Regions from separate parts of the Homo sapiens genome. Here regions 2 and 3 are each linked to region 1. The links are chromatin loops, found by intact Hi-C in ENCODE. Cell type or tissue: endothelial cell of umbilical vein. All regions are shown on one strand. Each heading gives the region's core, and the rest is flanking DNA. Links, peaks and the distances in the headings are about the cores only.

Region 1 (6,258 bases), core at 760-5,759:
CCATACCCATCAGCAGATTATGAGTTCTCATTATTGTAACTACTCCTTCACATTTGGCATTATTAGTCATTTTTATTTTTATAATTTTAGTGAGTGTCAAATGCTATCTCATTGAGTGTTAAGTTACATTTCCCTGACTGCTAATCTTTTTCATGTGATTTTTGCTCGATTTGATTTCTTCTTCTATGAAGCACATGTTTAAGTCTTTGGGCCATTTATCTATTTGATTGTCTTTTCCTTAGTAATTTAGAAGAGTTCTTTATAATTTGGGTGAAAGGGCTAGTCTTCTGTCCATTACATTTTTTGCAAATATCTTTCATTCTCTTTATGATATCTTGGTGAGGTTTTTATCCTAATGAAGTCAAATGTGTTAGATTCTTCTTTTATTTTTTGTGCTTTCTTTCTTGTTTTGACAATGCATAAGAAATTATTTTCTTCCCCAATATAATAAAGATTTTCACCTAAGTTCTTCAAAAAGCTTTAGGCCATTACCTTTTGAATTTAGTTCATTAGTTGACTCACTTAAGTTCTGATATGCTTTTTTCCACAGAAGAGTAAAGGGTGGAGTTACAACTGGCAGATGGGAATTCCAAATAATCATGGGTGTGCCTATGAGCATTTGTAGTTTATGTGAATACCATCATTCATCAGTATTGAGAAGGGAAAAATGAAGTTTGTGAAGAGCAGGTTGAAGGTATCATCTCCAGAAGTTTCCTTAGTGAGATTTAGTGGGAATAAATGCTAGACATTGGTGTTAGACACATTCTTAGTTACTCATGTACAGAACAGGCTAGTTCATCAGTGATTCATATGAAAGAGACATGGAGTTCTAACTTTTGGTTAACAAGCTAGACATGCCCCCAACAACGTGACAAGGTTGCTAAGAAATCTAATGAAATCTCAGCCTCCATTAAGAATACAATGTCCAGAACTCGAGAGATAATATCTCCCCTGTGGCTTGTACTAATTAGATAACAATTAGGCTCTTGCATCAAATTTCAATGCTACTCTTGAAGAGGTACATAGGCAAACTGGAGTTTATCACAAGAGGAGCAGTCAGGTTGGTGTCAGGGTGGGAAACCACTGTGTGTGTGTGTGTGTGTGTGTGTGTGTGTGTGTGTGTATACATATACAACAGTTGATGTGACTGGGAAATCTTAGAATGCAATCGAGTAGACGTTGATAGGCCATAATAATTGTGTTTAAAAATTTTAAACATTGCCCTATCAAAGAGGTGACACATATTTTGTCTATATTTCTCTAAGTAAACACCAAGAACCAATGGACAGAAGTTATAAGGAAATAGACTAAGTCTATTAAAAAGAATCTTAATAGCAGTTGGAGAATTTGTCTTAAAAAGAACTGATTAACTCAGGAAAGTAGTGGTCTCCTTCCCCAATACTGATGGCACTGAAATGGAATCTGAAAGATAATTTATCAAGGATGTTACTGGTATTAGCTAATATGTATTAGTGCTTACTACTGACAAGGAATATTCCATGCACTCTGCCTGCATTTTCCCATTTAACCCTCACAGCAGCCCTAGAAGATGAGAACTACTTTGTCATTATTCTCTACATAAAGAGTTTGAAGTTTAAAAGGTTAAATAATTGCCTTTGTAAAAGGCAGAAAGCACATCTATCTTGTGTTCAGAGAGAGAGTTCTCACCCACACTGCTTCTCACTTGTCAATCCTGTAAAAAAGATTTGCTGTACTGGGAGAGAAGCCGTACTGTGTGTCCATCCAATTCTGAGGCTACTTGATTCCAACAAAATTGAAATATATTATCTTGGAAGCTAAAACAGTAACGAAAGTAGACAGTGGAAGAAATGGGAAAAGGGACAGGTAAAACTTAATAAGGAAGGGAAAAGTCTGGAAAGATTGTATGTGCAAGGCACTGGTCCAGGGAAAATACATTCCTGGCTGATCGTAGACAAGGGATATTGCCTGAAGTTTATATACACGTGAGAGCAAGGTGATGAGGAGTAGAAGGCAGTAAAGACATGAGACTCATAAAAATTTTTCTTGCCTTAGCAGAGGCATCATTTGGCCATGTCATATGAGGTTCCAAACACTGCATTTTGTTAATAGTCAGAAAGAACTAAGGAAAACAAAGAAAGAATTTCATTTCCCCCATCAAGTATCAAGAGTCTTGCAATGAGCTTACTTTCATTATTTTTCTTGCAAGTAATTAATACCACTCTTTCCTTACAGAAAGCATTCGCAGAAAGATGGTAATTAGATCCAAATGGACAATTTGTAAGGAGTCATTCATGAACGGCTTGATTTAACAAATATTTATGGAGTGTTTACTATTTGTGAAGCATTTTTCTAGACACTGGAGACACAGCAGAAAATAGTATTCCCCTACTCCTAAAAATAATTACCCCTAAAAATAATTTCCTATATTTTTTGAGTGTATTTTCTGTGGCAGAAAGGCAACACACAAAAAAGATGAACATGTAAAATTTAAGGTATGCTAAATAGTCATAAGGGCTAATGAGAAAAATAAAGCAAAGAAAGTTGGTATATATGGAGAATTATTGAAATCGTATAGGATTTTAACCAAATATGCAAATTAAAAAGAAGAGAAGGAAAATGGTCATGAAAGGGGGATGTGTTGAGGCTCATGTGGATTTAGTTCATGCTTATGAATCACAAGTATTGTGAAAGGTCTTGTAGCAAAATGAAAAGGGCATTAGACACATCACTTCTCTTATTTTATCCTCATTTCCTCATCTTTAAAATGGGAATTCTAATATTAGACCTGTTGGCCACAAAAATGTGGATGTGTGTCTCTAATGAGTCATTGAATATGAATGCAGTCTTCAAAATGTAAAAGAGTATATACATGTAGCTTCATCTTATCACAAAAAATAATTTATATTTTCGATCCCCTCTTCTTCTCTGGGTCTCTGAATATATATGTGTGTGTGTGTGTGTGTGTGTGTGCATGTGTGTGTGTGTGTATACACACACATATATTTATATATATATACATATATAGTCACAGATGTGTGTGTATATATATATATATATACACACATATGTAAAAATACAAATACAGACAAAAAGAAAGAAGGAAGAAGAGAGGGAAGAAATTTTCTATTGAAAGAAAGAAAGATACACACATATGTTGGTCCAGTCCATCTTATAAGTCATACAATGTATCTAGTACAAACATTCTGACAAGGAATAAGCATATCTGTGGTGGAAACCCAATAGTAGGGTTCTTCGAGTCTCTAAACAGACTAGGGGCAACAGAATTCTTCTGTATTTGGGTCTCCCTGGATTACTGAAGACTTTGCAGGGCTCTTTTAATCACCTCCTGAAATGCTGGTTTCCTTCCTCCATCCAAGAGACTCGACAAAATGGAACTTGTCAACTGTGCTTACGGCAATAAATCTCCTTTCCAGCATTTCTCCTGACATTCTAATGCCTTCCTGAACATAATCAAAAGGTCATTTTCCACCTGTATTCATCTTCTCCAAGCTGCCTTATATTTCTGCAAATCCAAGTTTCAACAAGTTTGATTTCATTCCTTCTACAGTATTTTATTTGCTTTAACCAAGCTAAAAATCCCACTGTCACCCTATGTTGTACTCTAATAGCTTGAATGGGGATTATACTTTTTTGGCTGACTGTATAATGTGGATACATTTTGAAAGCTGAACTGCTCCTTTTTCTTGAATGACAGAGAATTAAATGCTACCTTTCAGATATTGCCAAAGGATTTCTTATGATTTTGTTTCCCACATCAATTCAATAACTTTCTATGTATCAATTGTGCAGAGATCAGCGTTCTCACCTACATACAAAACAATCCCCCAGAAGCCCTCAGACTTGAACAGGCCTTTCGCTGTGCAATCCACTCAGCTGTAGTCATGCATTTCACAACCCTGTCCACAGTTTCTAGAGGAGCAATTCTATTATCAGAATTTGCGAACTTATGCATTCTTGATTGCTGTGGATTTCTTTTTAACTAGAAACAGTTGTATTTAATTTTGGTAGGTTCATATTATTGATTTAAGTGCAATCATCGTTTCTAAACAACACTATCAAGAATACAGTGCCATTTATAATATACGTTTATTGGGGTGGAAGGTACCAGGAATATCCCCAGAAAAATATATGGGAAAACCTTGGACTTCATCTTGCCAGTGATAATGGCAAGAGACCGGCCTGTATTTGCTAATTTTGTTTAACATATTTGTGACACTCATCTACCTAAGTCAGTCTGTCCACTTCCCTGAAATGAGTCAGCGGCTTATGATTTATTAACAAGGCAGGGCTTTGGCCTTTCACTTGGAGGAACAGAATCCCAGGACGATCTGCGGGAACCACAACCTCACCAAGATCTCCTCTACACAAGGCAGGAGCCATAGTTTACCCGGGGGCCGGTGTCGCCTCAGCCTCCTCCGGGAAAGCTCCGAGACAGCGCATCCAGAGCTAGAGCGCCGCCCACCCAGCGGTCCTGGGTCAGCTCCGCGGGATGCAGGACAAGGGTCCTCGGCCATCGAAATCACTCTCCGCTCATAAAGACACGGTTCCTTGTAGAGGAAGGATTGGTGTACCATTTGGGACCCTCCCAATCCCCCAGAAGTATCAATGGCCCTTGCTCCGAACCGCCGGGTGCGGAGACGCACGACAGAGCAAGTGCCCACTGAGAAGAGCAGCGGAGAGAAGAGGAGAGAGAAAACCAGGAGGGAGAGACTGAGCCCGCTTCCCCGCCTGTCGGGTTTCGGGACCAAACGCATCTCGGGCTGCTGGGCCCCGGAAGGACGCAAACCTCGGGCAGCAAAGGAAAAAGACCTCCCCCTCGCGGGCCCTGGGGCTGAAGGAAGAACTCGGTTGGAGGAAGGGAGGAGGAAAAGGAAACGCTCATCTTTTCCCGTTTTGTTTTATGTTTTGGTTTGGTTTGATTTTTCCTCCACTGAGCGCAAAACAGAATCAGCCGCGACTCTGGCTGGCCTGGAGAGCATCCATTATTTAATGAAAAACAAGAGATCATTTTTTTTCTTCTTCTTCTTTGAAATAAGTTCAGCAGCACTTCCCTCTCCCTCTCCTCCGTTCTTCTCCCTTGCCCAATTTACCCTCTCCACCATTTTTACCGTTCCCATGAAATAATTTTCCTCAGGTTTTATGTCTCGTGTATCAGGTTTTCATCTGCTCAAATGCCTTCAGAACATACTATTCCGCTAATGTGGACTTCCACTCCCAATGTTCCAGTCCTTTCCAGTCCAGGGATTTCTTTAATAGGTGAGGTTTGTCCTTCCCTTCCTTGGCCCTGTAACAGGAACACACATTTTCATTCCATGCCACTTGCATTCCAAACCCTTGCTGAGTTGCTATTTTGCCTGCAGGCTCTCAGAGAACATCAAAGGAATTTGGCTTTGACTGTCTTTAGACCCTGGGTTGGTCCCTATGGTGGAGCTGCTCTCTAGATTTGGAATCCGCACATCTTCACTCTTTTCTTTAAAGCCTATTTCAGTCCCCAGCAGTAAAACCATGTAAAATGCTGAGGCAAAGCTGTGAAGGAGGTTAGTTTGACTTATATACTTATATTCTGCACCTCCAACCCAGCTGTTGCCATTTTCTCTCCCCCCTCTTCTTTTTTCCTCATCTAATTTCTCCTCTTTGTTAGAACTTGAGTTTCTGGCATCCAAAAAGTTAATTCAACTTCCTTGAATCAGATATGAGAAAAGAGCTGGAATTTGACATTTTGGCTGTGTTGTAAAGTTGTATCACACAAGCATTCATTCAGCAAACATGCATTGAGCACTTACTATGGGCTAGACATTGAGAAGAGGCCAAGGTGCTAAAAACATAAATGAGGTTTCTATTGCATCACCTTCTCTCCTCCCACTGCCTTACTATCTCTTCCATTATAGCCATCTTTATCATCACCATTTTTTGTAATATTAACTAAGTCCTTAATATATGCCGGACATTGACGTAGGAGCTTTACATGTGTTTTGTCATTTCAATAATATAAGGATTATCTGAGATCAGCAGCATATTAGCTCCATTTTGTAGGTGAGAAAACTGAGGATTAAAGAAGCTAAGAAGCTTCCTCAAATGCACACATCTAACATGTGTTGATGCAGGGGGTTGTAAACCAGACAGTCTGACTCCAGACTTGTGGTACATCCCTTCTAAGGAGTCACTGTTTTAGTGGAGGAGTCAGACTTGTAAACAGATAAATGTATCAAAGAGGTAAGTGCTAAAGCTGTAGAAATACAGTGGCAGCAGTGACTA
Region 2 (6,258 bases), core at 485-5,484, 78 kb before region 1:
AGACTCCAACCTGGATAGATTTCTTGATGGTAAGATAACAAATGTGTGCAGTCTTAAACCATTAAATTTTGGAATAATTTATTATGAAGCAGTAGATATCTGATACATATTTTATTTTAACTTACCTATAACCATTTTTCATGTGTGTGTGAGTGTGTGTGTGTGTTATATATAACTTAGTGATTGCTCTAGGAATTACAATATATATGTATAACTTATTAGTCTATTAAAATTAATATTTACAATTTCAAGTAAATGATAAAAATCTTATAACCATATAGGTCCTGTTAACCTCTCTCCCTTTATGCTGTAATTTCCTATGAGGTAGTAGGCAGTATAATGCCCCCTCCCCAACACAAAAAAATATTCACACCCTGAATCTCAAAACCTATTAATAAGTAAACTTACAAGGCAAAAGGATCTCTGTGAGTGTGATTAAAGTTAAGGACTACTGTGGTTTGAATGTAAATGTCCCTCCAAAATTTATATGTTAGAACTTCAACCCCAAGAAGATAGTATTAAGAGGTGGGGCTTTTGGGAGGTGACTAGGTCATGAGGGATCTGCCTTCACCAATGGGATTAGTTCCTTTATAAAGGAGACCTTTGAAAGCTGCCTGGGACTTCCGTTTCTTTTTCCATGTGAGGACACAGCATTTGTCCCTTTTTGCTTTTCTGTTCTTCCACAGTGTGAGGACACATCGTTTGTCTTCTTCTCCGGAGGATGCAGCAACGAGGTGCCATCTTGGAAGCATCCTGGATCCAAGCACCCTGAGAACAATGCTTCGGCACACACTAAATCTGCCAGCACCTTGATCTTGAACTTTCAAGCCTCCAGATATGTGAGAAATAAACTTGTATTATTTGTAATTACCAAGTCTGGGGCATTTTGTTATAGCAACCCAAATAGACTAAAACAAAGACCTAAATCTTATCCCAGATTGTTTGGATGGGCTCAGTCTAATCACATGCATCCTTAAAAGTTGAGATCCTTTCCTGGCTGCTGTCAAAGAGATGTAATGAAAAAAAAGAAAGAGGAAGATTTGAAGTGTGAGAGGGACCTGACTCACTGTTGCTGACTTTGAAGATGACAGAAAGGGACCATGATCCAAAGAATGTAGACATCCTCTAGAAGCCGGGAACAGCTCTTACCTGACATCAAAAGGAGAAATAGGGACTTCAGTCTTACAATCACAATAAGCTGAATTCTGTTAGCACCCTGAGTGAGCAAGAAAATAGTTTTGTACAGGCTCCATGAAAGAATACAACCAAAACCATGGTTTTAGCCTAGTGAGACGCATGTCAGACTTCTGATGTACAGAACTATAAGATAATAAATCTGTATTATTTAAGTTACCAAAGTTGTAGTAATTTTATGACAACAATAGAAAACTAATGTATATGAATCACATATATATGTGTGTGTGTGTGTGTCTATGTATGTGTATATACACACATACGCAAATGAGCAGGCACACACACACACACACACAATTGTAAACTCCATTATACAATATGATGTTTTTGCTCTCAAGCATTATAAATAGTTTAAGAAACTAAAGAGAATAGAAATAGGGATTATATTTACTCATACATGTATTATTTCTACTGCTCTTCCTTCATTCTTTAATTTTTATGTTTTTATTATTTTTCTTCAGCCAAAAGATATTTAGCTTTTTTTCTTTAGAGAAGGTCTGCTGCCAATGAATTACCTTAGTTTTCTTTCATTTAATAAAGTCTTTATTTCACCTTCATTCTTAACAGATGTTTTTACTGGTTATGGAATTCTGGGTTGACAATTATTTGTATTTATCATGTTAAAAATATTGTTTCACTCTCTTCTGGTCTCAATGACTACTAATTTTTTATTTATCTTTTGTTTTCATCAGTTGATTTTTATGTATATAGGATTTTATTTTTTGCTTATATTGCTGGGGTTCATTGAGCCTCTTGATTCTGTAAATTTTTTATGTCCTTTATTTAATGTGAGATGTTTTAAAATAGTATTTCTTTTATTTTTTGCACCGGGCTCTTTCCTCTCTCCTCAATCTCCAATGACATCAATGTTAGACCTTTTAATATTGTTCCACAAGTCTTCAAGACTCAGTTTATTCCTATGCTATTTTTTTCTTTCCTATACAATTTGAATAATTTGTATTGACCTATATTCAAATTCAAAATATACACTCTCTCATATACACTGAGAGCCTCTAATAAACATTTCTTTTCTTTTTGCATCTTCTTAAGTCTAAAATTGTCATATGATTATTTGTAGTGCTTATCTCTTTGCTGAGAACGTTCACCTTTCCATTCATTTCAAGAGGGTTTGTCTTACTTCATGGACTAAAATGGTGTGACTAATTCCAAACTTAGGGCCATCTTGGGGTTGGCATATGATAATCATCTTTTAAGAGAATTAAGGCTTTTCTGGTTCTTTGTATGTCAAATAATTCTGGAACATTTTACATATAGTGGGACTCTAAGTACTATAAAAAGCCTCTAGAGAATATTGTTAGTTTGTTTTTTGTGTTAGCATGCAATCAAACTAGTTAGATTCAGGTTATAATTCCCAAATCACTGCCTTCTGTGAGTTGTGGTTCCAATATCAGCTTAGCTTTTGTAAGCTGCTTTGCAAGCCCACTTCCAACGTGTATCACCTAGGGACAAGCCTGGGACCTGGGCAGTGGTGTACACCATAATTTAATTATCTAAGCATTTCTATGGTTCTTTGTTTCAGTTGCACAGTGCAGCCCAAGGATTAGCCTAAGTCTTCATACATAAATTTAAAATATTCAGTTATCTCTTCTCTATAGTTTACCTCACACTCTCTGGTTTCCAGGGGCTCTTTTCCTAGACCCTGGCTACAGACTCATTATGTTGTCCACACTTCTTATGTCTGAATCATCCTCTGGACAAAGTAGTGAGTAAAAAAGAGAATAAAAATAATGGTATTCCCTTGACACTCTTCAGAACATGTATATTTCTTTTCCAAATTCATCTGGTGAGAGAGAATTTTCTCTCAGAATTTTAAGCACCTATGCAACTGCTGCTGTCACCCTGCCAACACAGGAATGCACCTTCATAAATGGGGCTTGCCTCCAGTCAGAGCTAGAGGAGTAAAAAGGGAAAGAAGAATTATGGTAATTTTTCCTACATGTACATTTTCTATCTCAGAGAAGCCCATTTCCCAGTCCTCTGCTATGAAAGAGGATTTTTCTTGGAGCTTTCTTTGTCAGTGCACAAAGTGAAATTCCATGGTTTAGGGCACCTAAAATCTAAACCCAGAGATATGGGAAAGAAAAACAAAACAAACCAGGAAACATGGTGATGGCTCATGTCTATAATCCCAGTGCTTTGTGAAGCTGCAGGGGGAGGATCACTTGAGGTGAGGTGTTCCAAACTAGCCTGAGTAACATGGCAAAACTTGTGTCTCAACAAAAGAAAACAAAACAAATCCAGGAAACTTACCACTGTATTGCTCATTTTTCAGATTTTGATTTCTCTAGTAAATCTGTCTGGTATTATTTACTTTTCAGAGTCATCAGATAGTTGCCTTGTGTAATCTGTCCAGGAATTTTAGTTGTTTTCAGTGGAAGAAATAGGGTGGAGTGGGTTTAATCCTTCTTAGCTGAAACTAGAGATTGCTATTTTAAGTTGACATTCACATTGCCTACATTCCTTCACCTCTTTCACTACTCTAAGGTTTCAACTACCAACTTCTTGCTTTGAGGCTCATTTTTTTAGTAATAAATCATATTTTATCATATGACTCCCTAGTACACATCACAATGTTATTTCCATCTTTAATGATGACTATCTCTTAAACAGAAGTGATCCATTTTTTCTTCCCAAACCTGTTTGGGAAAAGCTAGGCTAGTAAAATTAAACAATTCCTTTACTATAGAACTTCTGAAGCCTTTAATATGTTAATCTGGATTCTAAATTTCTAGAAGTGGAATACAGTGCATTGCAATTTCCAAACATATTTAACCTCTAAATATTTTTCCCATGAAACTAAAGTTCTTCAGAACACAATTTGTGAAATAGTCTTACTACTAACTCCACATATCTTACAGCATTTATGTTATTTACCCCAACTTATCTTCCTTCTAAACTTATTAGATGCTATTCTAGGACCAATGTAAGGTGTACCTTTTGTAAATTTAAAGAACTGTTCCAGATCTTTGCTAAAATAATTCTGCTTTTACAACATTAAACATATGCTGCCACACAACATTGCTAAGTATTCTGAAGACAATTCCCAGAAAGAATGTATAGAATGGCTTAATTTTAAACATAGCCTATGAATGTTGTAACTAATTCAGTTAGAGATAGGCACATTTACTAGGCTTTATAAAAATAGCCTTAAAATTAAAGGTGCAAAGATTGGAGGATAATGGCATTGTTTTTATCTTTTGAATGAGATAGCAATAAAAAGATTTGGTAACTGATGAATACCAAGGTAATACATAAGAAAATACTTGACCCAATACTTGAGAAACTCAAGAAGAAAGTAATAAAAATCACCATCATGTAAAAGAAACTCCATATATGAAATATTATGCCAAATGCTTATGGTGCAAATCCGTAGTAGCTTCCGCAGTATCCATTCTTTTTTTCCTGAGAATTCTTGATATAGGTTTGAAAATTTTTGCAATTCTGAGGAGGAGCTAAATATATCAAGATATGACAATAATTACATTACAAATTCCTGAATACCAAGATTATTTGAGGGGTGTCCATGGGATTCAAGATGATATTTAATGTCAGGCTCTCTCCTGGGAATGTTTGAACAAAAGTGACCTCTTTGCTCTGAACTATATATTATACAGATGTGAAACAGTGGAACAAATGTAGCTATTTTCTTCTATGAGTGAATAAAGCCAAGACACAAAGGATGCCAGAATTTAGAAAAATAATTGCTGAGAAATATAGCCAATCTTTGATATTACCTTTTGATTTTTTTCAGTAAAGCAAATTGTATTCATTATGTATTGCTGAATAACAAATTGTCCTAAAACTTATTAAAATAATAATAAGCATTTATTATCTCTTATGTTTTCAATAAGTCCAAATTCAGACTGCACACCATGGGATAACTTATCTGATTCATAATTAGAGGGCCTCAGCTGAAACACTCAAAGCTTGATATCTGTGAGCTGGAGTCATTTGAAGTTTATTCACATGTGCATTTGGACAATGATGCTGGCTGACAGTTGGGGAACTAGCTGGGATCACTGGCTGAAACACCTACACATGGCTTCTCCATGTGGAATAGGCTTTGTCTCACCATGGTAGCTAGGTTCCAAAAGAAAGCATGCAGAGAGAGAGGAGGGAGGCAAGGGAGAGAGGGAGAGAAAGAGGGGGGAGGGAAAGAGAGAGAGAGAGAGAGAGAGAGAGAGAGAGAAAGCTATGTTGCCTATTATGACCTAATCAAAATTCAAGTAAGATTTCCTCTGCTTCATTCTGTTGCATCTCTTACTTGGAGAAGTGTATCCACTTTTTAGGGAAAGGAAATATAAACTTCCATATTTCCATGGAAGTGGTCAATATCACATTACAAGAAGGGCATTGTGAGATACACCTAATGTTAAATGACGAGTTAATGGGTGCAGCACACCAATTGTGGAGTATGTATTGGCAGACCCATCTTTTAAAATGATAATCTACAACATAAACATACATTTATTGCGTATGCCAATTTGAGTTAAATTATTTGTTGTGTGCACTAAAATACACAATTTGCATCACACTTACATATGTTATTTTCATTTAATGTGCACAACATCTCTAGGATAAAGGAACTTTTAGTACATGTATCAGAGTTCTCCAGAGAATCACAACAAATAGGATGATAAGACGGATAACTGATAGATGATAGATAGATAGATAGATAGATAGATAGATAGATACATACATACATACATACATACATACATACATACATAGACAGATGATAGATAGATAGATAGACAGATGATAGATAGATAGATGTAGATTTTACGGAACTGGCTCATGTGATTGTGGGAGTTGACAACTCCCAAATCCATAGGCAGGACAACAGGCTGTAAACTCAGGCGAGAATAATGTTGTAGTCTCGAGTTTGAAATCTACAGAGCAGCTGGCAGGCTAGCAACTCACACAGGAGCTGATGTTACAGTCATAAATTTAAAATCTTTAGGGCAGACCAGTAGGTTGGAGACACAGGCAGCCTTTCTATGTTGTAGCCATGAGTCAGACTTTCTTCTTGGAAGTAAAGTC
Region 3 (6,258 bases), core at 522-5,521, 60 kb before region 1:
GCACTCCCCATCTGGACAGGCCCCCGTGTGTGTGTTGTTCCCCTCCCTGTGTCCATGTGTTCTCATTGTTCAGCTCCCACTGATAAATGCGAACATGCAGTGTTTGATTTTATGTTACCGTGTAATGGCTTCTCACTCCCTCCATGTCCCTGCAAAGGACACAATCTTGTTCCTTCTTATGGCTGCATAGTATTCCATGGTGTATATGTACCACATTTGCTTTATCCTTTCTATCATTGATGGGCATCTGGGTTGATTCCATGTCTTTGCTTTTGTGAATATTGCTGTAATAAACGTACATATGCATGTATCTTTATAATAGAATGATGTGTGTTCCTTTGACTATATGCCCAGTAATGAGATTGCTGGGTCAAATGGTATTCCTGGGCTATTCCCGTTAAACTACTATTAATATTCTTCACAGAATTATAAAAAACTACTTTAAAATTTATATGGAACCAAAAAAGAGCTCGTATAGCCAAGACAATTCTAAGCAAAAAGAACAAAGCTGGAGGCATCATGTTACCTAACTTCAAACTATGCTACAAGGCTACAGTAACTAAAGCAGCATGGTACAGATACAAAAACAGTCACACAGACTAATGGAACAGAAGAGAGATCTCAAAAATAAGACCACACATCTACAACCATCTGATCTTCGACAAACCTGACAAAAAACAAGTAATGGGGAAAGGATTCCCTATTTAATAAGTGGTGCTGGGAGAACCAGGCAGCCATATGCAGAAAATTGAAACTGGACCCCTTCCTGACACCTTATACAAAAATTAAATCAAGATTTACTTAAATGTAAAACACAAAATTATAAAAACCCTAGAAGAAAATCTGGTATATATATTTTTAAAGAAAATGATCAGCAAATGTATAACAACTTTGACAAAACCTTTTTTTATGAATATTTTCTTGTGACGTAAACTAATAGCTTAATAAGGACTTACACACACAAATATTCAGAGTAATTTTATTTATATTCTGAAACTGGAAACAATGTAATACCTGTTAAATGAATTACTATGGGTTTTCAGGTAATTAGGGAATTGGGATTTGAAGTTGGTTAGGGCAAAATCAAGCCAACGTTTCTCTATCAAATTGCTTTACTGCCAAAAGCAGAGGATACAAAAATCAGAAAGACAAGTCTACTAGCACGTAACCTTGGATCAGAAAAATAGTGAGACTGAGTTGGTGCAACCTAACCTAAAGCAGTCAAATGTTTTTAAAACTATCAAGATCATTTTCTAAGTTTTACAGGGTTAACACATAATGTTCTTATCTGTAAGTGATCACTCACACAGAGACACTCAACTTTTCCTAAAATTCGCAAATTATGGTTTTAATATCTCAGTAGTTAACAACAAATTTTTCAACTCGATTTTTTCTGATAATGAACATTCATCATTTTCTGATCCAACTAATCGTTGTTTAAGTTAGAAGTCAGCTATCCCAATTATGTAGTATATGTGAAATGGAATATCATACAGACATTACATATTAAGTTTGTTGAGGGGGTTCATAACAATTAAAAATGTGATTGTGTAAAAAGCAGGATACATGGCATCAGTAAAGACAATTTATTTTTTTAAAAGGACACTAAAAATAGCAGTGGCTACCTGTGGGTGGCAAGGATTATAATTTACCACATAGACAACTTTATGAAATACTCATATAATTTTAAAAATAAAATATGTTTAATTTTCATGGTTCGTTGTGAGACTTTTTAGTAACAACACAGAATCAGCCAATTGGGAACACTTTGGGAAAACCATAAAAGAAGCAATGGAGATGTTAGCTACGGTTCTATTTTATAACCCCAGCTCCTTCTCCTGACTTTCCACTATTCTTCCAAGAACTTAAACTCCCTGTTTGCTTTAACTCCTTCTTCTGTTTGCCTTGCACATCTTTCCCTCCACAACTCTCCGCTATTTCCTGTTCCATTGTTGATCAGTTAATTCTGTTGTTTTATTTTTCTTTGCTTTTTCCAAGTGACAATCAGAAGTCAGTTTCCTAATCTGAAGTCCAAGTTAATCTTGCATTCACTTTTTTTTCATGTTTCCAGGCTATATTTTCAAGAAATATTTTTATGGTTAAAAATTTTAGGATTAATGGGAGACATTTCTTTAATTATAAAAACCATGCTTACCCCTACATTGCCTTTTTTCCCTGATTTTGGAATACTTACAAGCAAGATGTTGGCCCTGTAGAACATCCTCATTAGCGTATTACCCTTCTCTCATATTTTCCTGCTCTTTGGCATTTTCACCTATGTTATGAGAGATTTCCTTCGTTTTAACTTCCAGATTACCAGTTTGGTCATTAGCCCTAATCAGTCTATTATTGCATCTATTCATTAATTGTATTTTTAATATTGGTAACCAAATTTTTAATTTCAAAGACCTCTTTATATTTTCTGCTTCATTCTCATTGCAGTCTTTTCTAGTTTTACTACTGAAATACATTCTCAAATCTCCCAGATGATTTTAAGTTCTCTCCTACCTCTTCCAAGGAATTACTTGAATATTCTTATTTATGCTATGAATATTCCCCAAGAGTTTGTTCATACTGATGCATCAAGGGCTGTTAATGGGAATAGATAGATGGCACATATTTCATTTAGAGTTGTGTACGTCTATTTCCTTAACAGGACTCACTCATAAATGGTAAAGCTGACAGCACTAGGTTTTCCTCTTGGGCAACCTTGGAAATAATAGCTCACACCTCTAATGCTTCAGGTTATTGTGTTTCCTGAATGGTTTTCCCTACTGGTTCTGTATTCCAAATTCTATTTTCCAAGATTTCTACTGTCTTCTGGCTTCCTTTCTTTTTTTTAGTAATTTGGGCTTTATTATTTTTCTTAATTTATATATTTTTCCAACGGGAGTTTGAAGGAAGATGAGATATATGAGTGTTCTCCAACTCGCATCCTTATAGTTCTATGTAACCTTTTAAAGTTTCTAATCACATTCTGCTTTGTATTACCTTTATGTACAAATATGTGATGTAGCATATCATAAGTTCCTTGATTCTTCTGGATCATTATGCATTAGTCACAACACCTGACAGAACACTATTTTTTTAGTTTGTATTAAGCAAATACTAATTGCCAGATTCTATCTCTAAAATATTTTTATACGTGTTTCTCTCACTTCACTCTCCGTACGATAGTCAAACGTTGTTCACCTCTTTCTTGTGATGTATATACAGCCAACGACTGTTCCCAACACTTCCAATCTCTCCTCCTTTCAGTCCACATTGCTACCAAAGTTAATCATCCTGAAACTGAACCCTGATTATATTATTTCTGTGCTCCAAAGTCTCCAATAGCCTATGATATTAATTCCAGAAACTTAGCCTAACATACAAAATTCTCCATTATTTAAGTACAACACAGTTTTCCAGCTTAGGTTATTAAAATTGCCTTACAGCTTGCCTTGCTAATAGGCCAAGCACTTTCGTCTTTTTAAACATCTCGCACCTCTCCTGTCTCACCCATTCTTACATATTCCAAATCCTGTCCAGCTTTCAAGTGGAGCTCAAGTGCCACCACCTCCACAAAACTTTTTTTCTTTCCAGTTATCTTTGCTTTCTCTGAATCTATATAACTACTTAACAGTACTATTGTTATAAAACTTCCTTTTTTAAATTTTTAATGTATCTATTTTATAGTCATTCCCAGAAAGCAGGCTTATTGAAGATAAAATCTGAGTCATTATTTGTGTAACCTGTCATAACAGTTAACACAGGAACTTGTGGGGCAAAAAACATTTTTTCATTAAAAATAACAATAAAATCAGATATCAAGTACTCACATTAATAAATGGAACAGCTCTGCTAGAAGTTATTAAAATCCAGGTAGTTCAAACTTTATTAATTATCAGCTTTCAAATTATTCACTCCTTACTCTTAAGAAGCATTACAAAATAAACTGATCTTCTTTCGAATTAAAAAAAGGATTTTTAGAGACACATGATAGGATCCTAGAATGCAGTTTCTCATTATTCACAGTTAAATGCATCTCTGGCCATTCATGTGCTTCTTTTCTCCTAACAAACACAAACAGTCAAAATATATCATCCAAAACAAAATTTCATTCAGAAGCTGATGTTTATATAAAATACATATACTATAAAAGTTCCTAGCATAATCCCTGGCACATACTGCTCAATAACTATTGAATTGACAATGAATGGGAATTCTTGGGAGAATGTTCTTCACTTTGAAGGAAAACAACATATTTAAAAACACACATTTGCACAAATGATAAAGTTTAAAGTTATTTCAAAAAAAGTTATCCTATGAATATTATTTATACATATCAATTATTCAAGGCATGATGAAATTTGTCAAATAATGATATAACTAAAATTTTATAGAGCACAGCATACAAAATGAGATATAATTTATACTGAAAACTTATTTCAAGAACAGAACATGGTAAATTTCACTATGCCTGGGGCATGGAAAGCTACAAAAGAACAATGTTGCTCCTCTAATAAGAAAAAAGAGCAGGATTCTCTCTATCATCAAAACTATTCTTGAGCCCATCAGAGAGTTGAGATTGCAAGCCAACTACATGAATCAAATTTCAAGGTTGGCGAATCCCTGTAAGCAGTGATATAACATAGGAAGTTTTCTTTTCACAGAATGTGGAAAGAAGAGGTAGTAACCATGAAAAATGGGTAAGAAAAAACTGCTGAAATTATAATGATTATATAAGAGTGAAGCATGGTTAGCATGAAAGTTTACAATGCCTATAAGCCTCAGAAGTTTGCACCTACTCACCAGCTCTTTTCCAGAATCCACAGGACGTTCGTAAGAAAGGTTAGGGACAGAGCCAAAGGCCAGAGAAAGGCTTTCTCAGTGGCACACAGGCACAAAATCTCACCTGCTTTCCAGTCTCTTCTCTCAAAAAAAGCAAAAGCATAGACTGCTGCTGGAAAGACAGGAAATCCTTTCAACTCCTGGGAACAAGGGAAATATTTGCTGCTTTTGAGGGAGGAGTATAAGCAAGAGCCAATTGCAACTGAGGAAAGAGCTGAAAGATCTGCTACTGGTCCCACCCGAAGGTATGCTTCCTGTGAAGGAGGAATAGAAGGAAAAGCCTCTACTACTGCAGAAGGATAGGAAACTGCTTGGGTCAAGGATTCCGCATAGATACAAAGCAGAGTGCCACTAATGTTAGGAAAGGGGTAGAAAATTTGTTCCTGTGCAAGGCCTTCCATGATGCAAAACAGAGTTCAGCTGCTATAGGGGTTGAAGAGGAGAGAGAATGTGCAAAAATGTTGACAATGTGTTAACCCTTAAGTCCAAGAATACAGTGACAGCCTAAGACCAAGACTTGACTGAGAAACTTTTGCATCACTACCATGGGCCTCAGAACAAATGATTAAGAAGCAACAACAGCACTATTCACAATAGTAAAGACATGGAATCAACCTAAATGCCAATCAATGACAGACGGGATAGAGAAAATGTGGTACATATACGCCATGGAATACTGTGCAGCCATAAAAAGGGACAAGGTCATGTCCTTTGCAGGGACATGAATGGAGTTGTAGGCCATTATCCTTAGCAAACTAACACAGGAACAGAAAACCAAATACTACATGTTCTCATTTCTAAGTGGGAGCTGAACAATGAGAACACATGGACACATGAAGGGGAAAAATCCACACTGGGGCCCACCAGAGGGCAGAGGGTAGGAGGAGAAAGAGGCTCAGAAAAAATGACTAATGGATACTAGGCTTAATATATGTGTGATGAAATAATCTGTACAACAAACCCCCATGATACACGGTTACCTATGTAATAAACCTGCACATTCTACACATAGATGCCTGAACTTAAAAGTTAAAAAAAAGCAACAACAATCTGCCACTTGCAAAGGTATGCTGATTTCCAGGCAAATGCTATATCCTTTGTTATATCTTTTATCCTTTTTTTTTTTTTTTTTACAAAAAAGGTGACATACAGTCAATAACTGTGAAACACACACCAAAAAAAAAAAAAGAAAGAAAAATTACTCATTCCTACAAAAAAACAACAGAACCAAACCAAGAAACTATGCAAACATTGGAACTATCAAACAGAAGTGTTAAAATAACTGCAAAGGACACTTTAAAACATCTAGTTGGGGGAGGACAACATGTATGAACAGAGAGGTAATTTCCATAGAGACATAGGAACTATAAACAAAGCCACTTGAAAATTCTAGGTATCATGATATCAGAGGTAAAGAATTCCTCT

Evidence for each region. A loop is a pair of places that touch in the nucleus more often than their neighbours do. Peaks named below come from ENCODE experiments on the same cell type or tissue, not always from the same donor. Only the 100,000 strongest peaks of a DNase experiment are listed, where the experiment ranks them.
Region 2: a loop joins it to region 1, with 2.3 times the contacts of the local background. A loop is called at or near these places in 6 of 110 quality-filtered maps.
Region 3: a loop joins it to region 1, with 2.3 times the contacts of the local background. A loop is called at or near these places in 3 of 110 quality-filtered maps.

The regions. Positions count from the first base shown.
Region 1 is chr3:105,349,295-105,355,552 of GRCh38, forward strand. No RefSeq gene overlaps it. Among named protein-coding and RNA genes, the nearest start is that of ALCAM, 14 kb to the right of the region's middle. RefSeq lists enhancers at 3,984-4,802, 4,391-4,480, 4,521-4,670. In endothelial cell of umbilical vein, for the core only: no CTCF peak of the experiment used is centred there; a DNase peak (open chromatin) is centred at 2,687; H3K4me3 peaks cover 740 bases; H3K27ac peaks cover 3,081 bases.
Region 2 is chr3:105,271,669-105,277,926 of GRCh38, forward strand. No RefSeq gene overlaps it. Among named protein-coding and RNA genes, the nearest start is that of ALCAM, 92 kb to the right of the region's middle. In endothelial cell of umbilical vein, for the core only: no CTCF peak of the experiment used is centred there; a DNase peak (open chromatin) is centred at 3,443.
Region 3 is chr3:105,289,963-105,296,220 of GRCh38, forward strand. No RefSeq gene overlaps it. Among named protein-coding and RNA genes, the nearest start is that of ALCAM, 74 kb to the right of the region's middle. In endothelial cell of umbilical vein, for the core only: no CTCF peak of the experiment used is centred there; a DNase peak (open chromatin) is centred at 3,639; H3K27ac peaks cover 302 bases.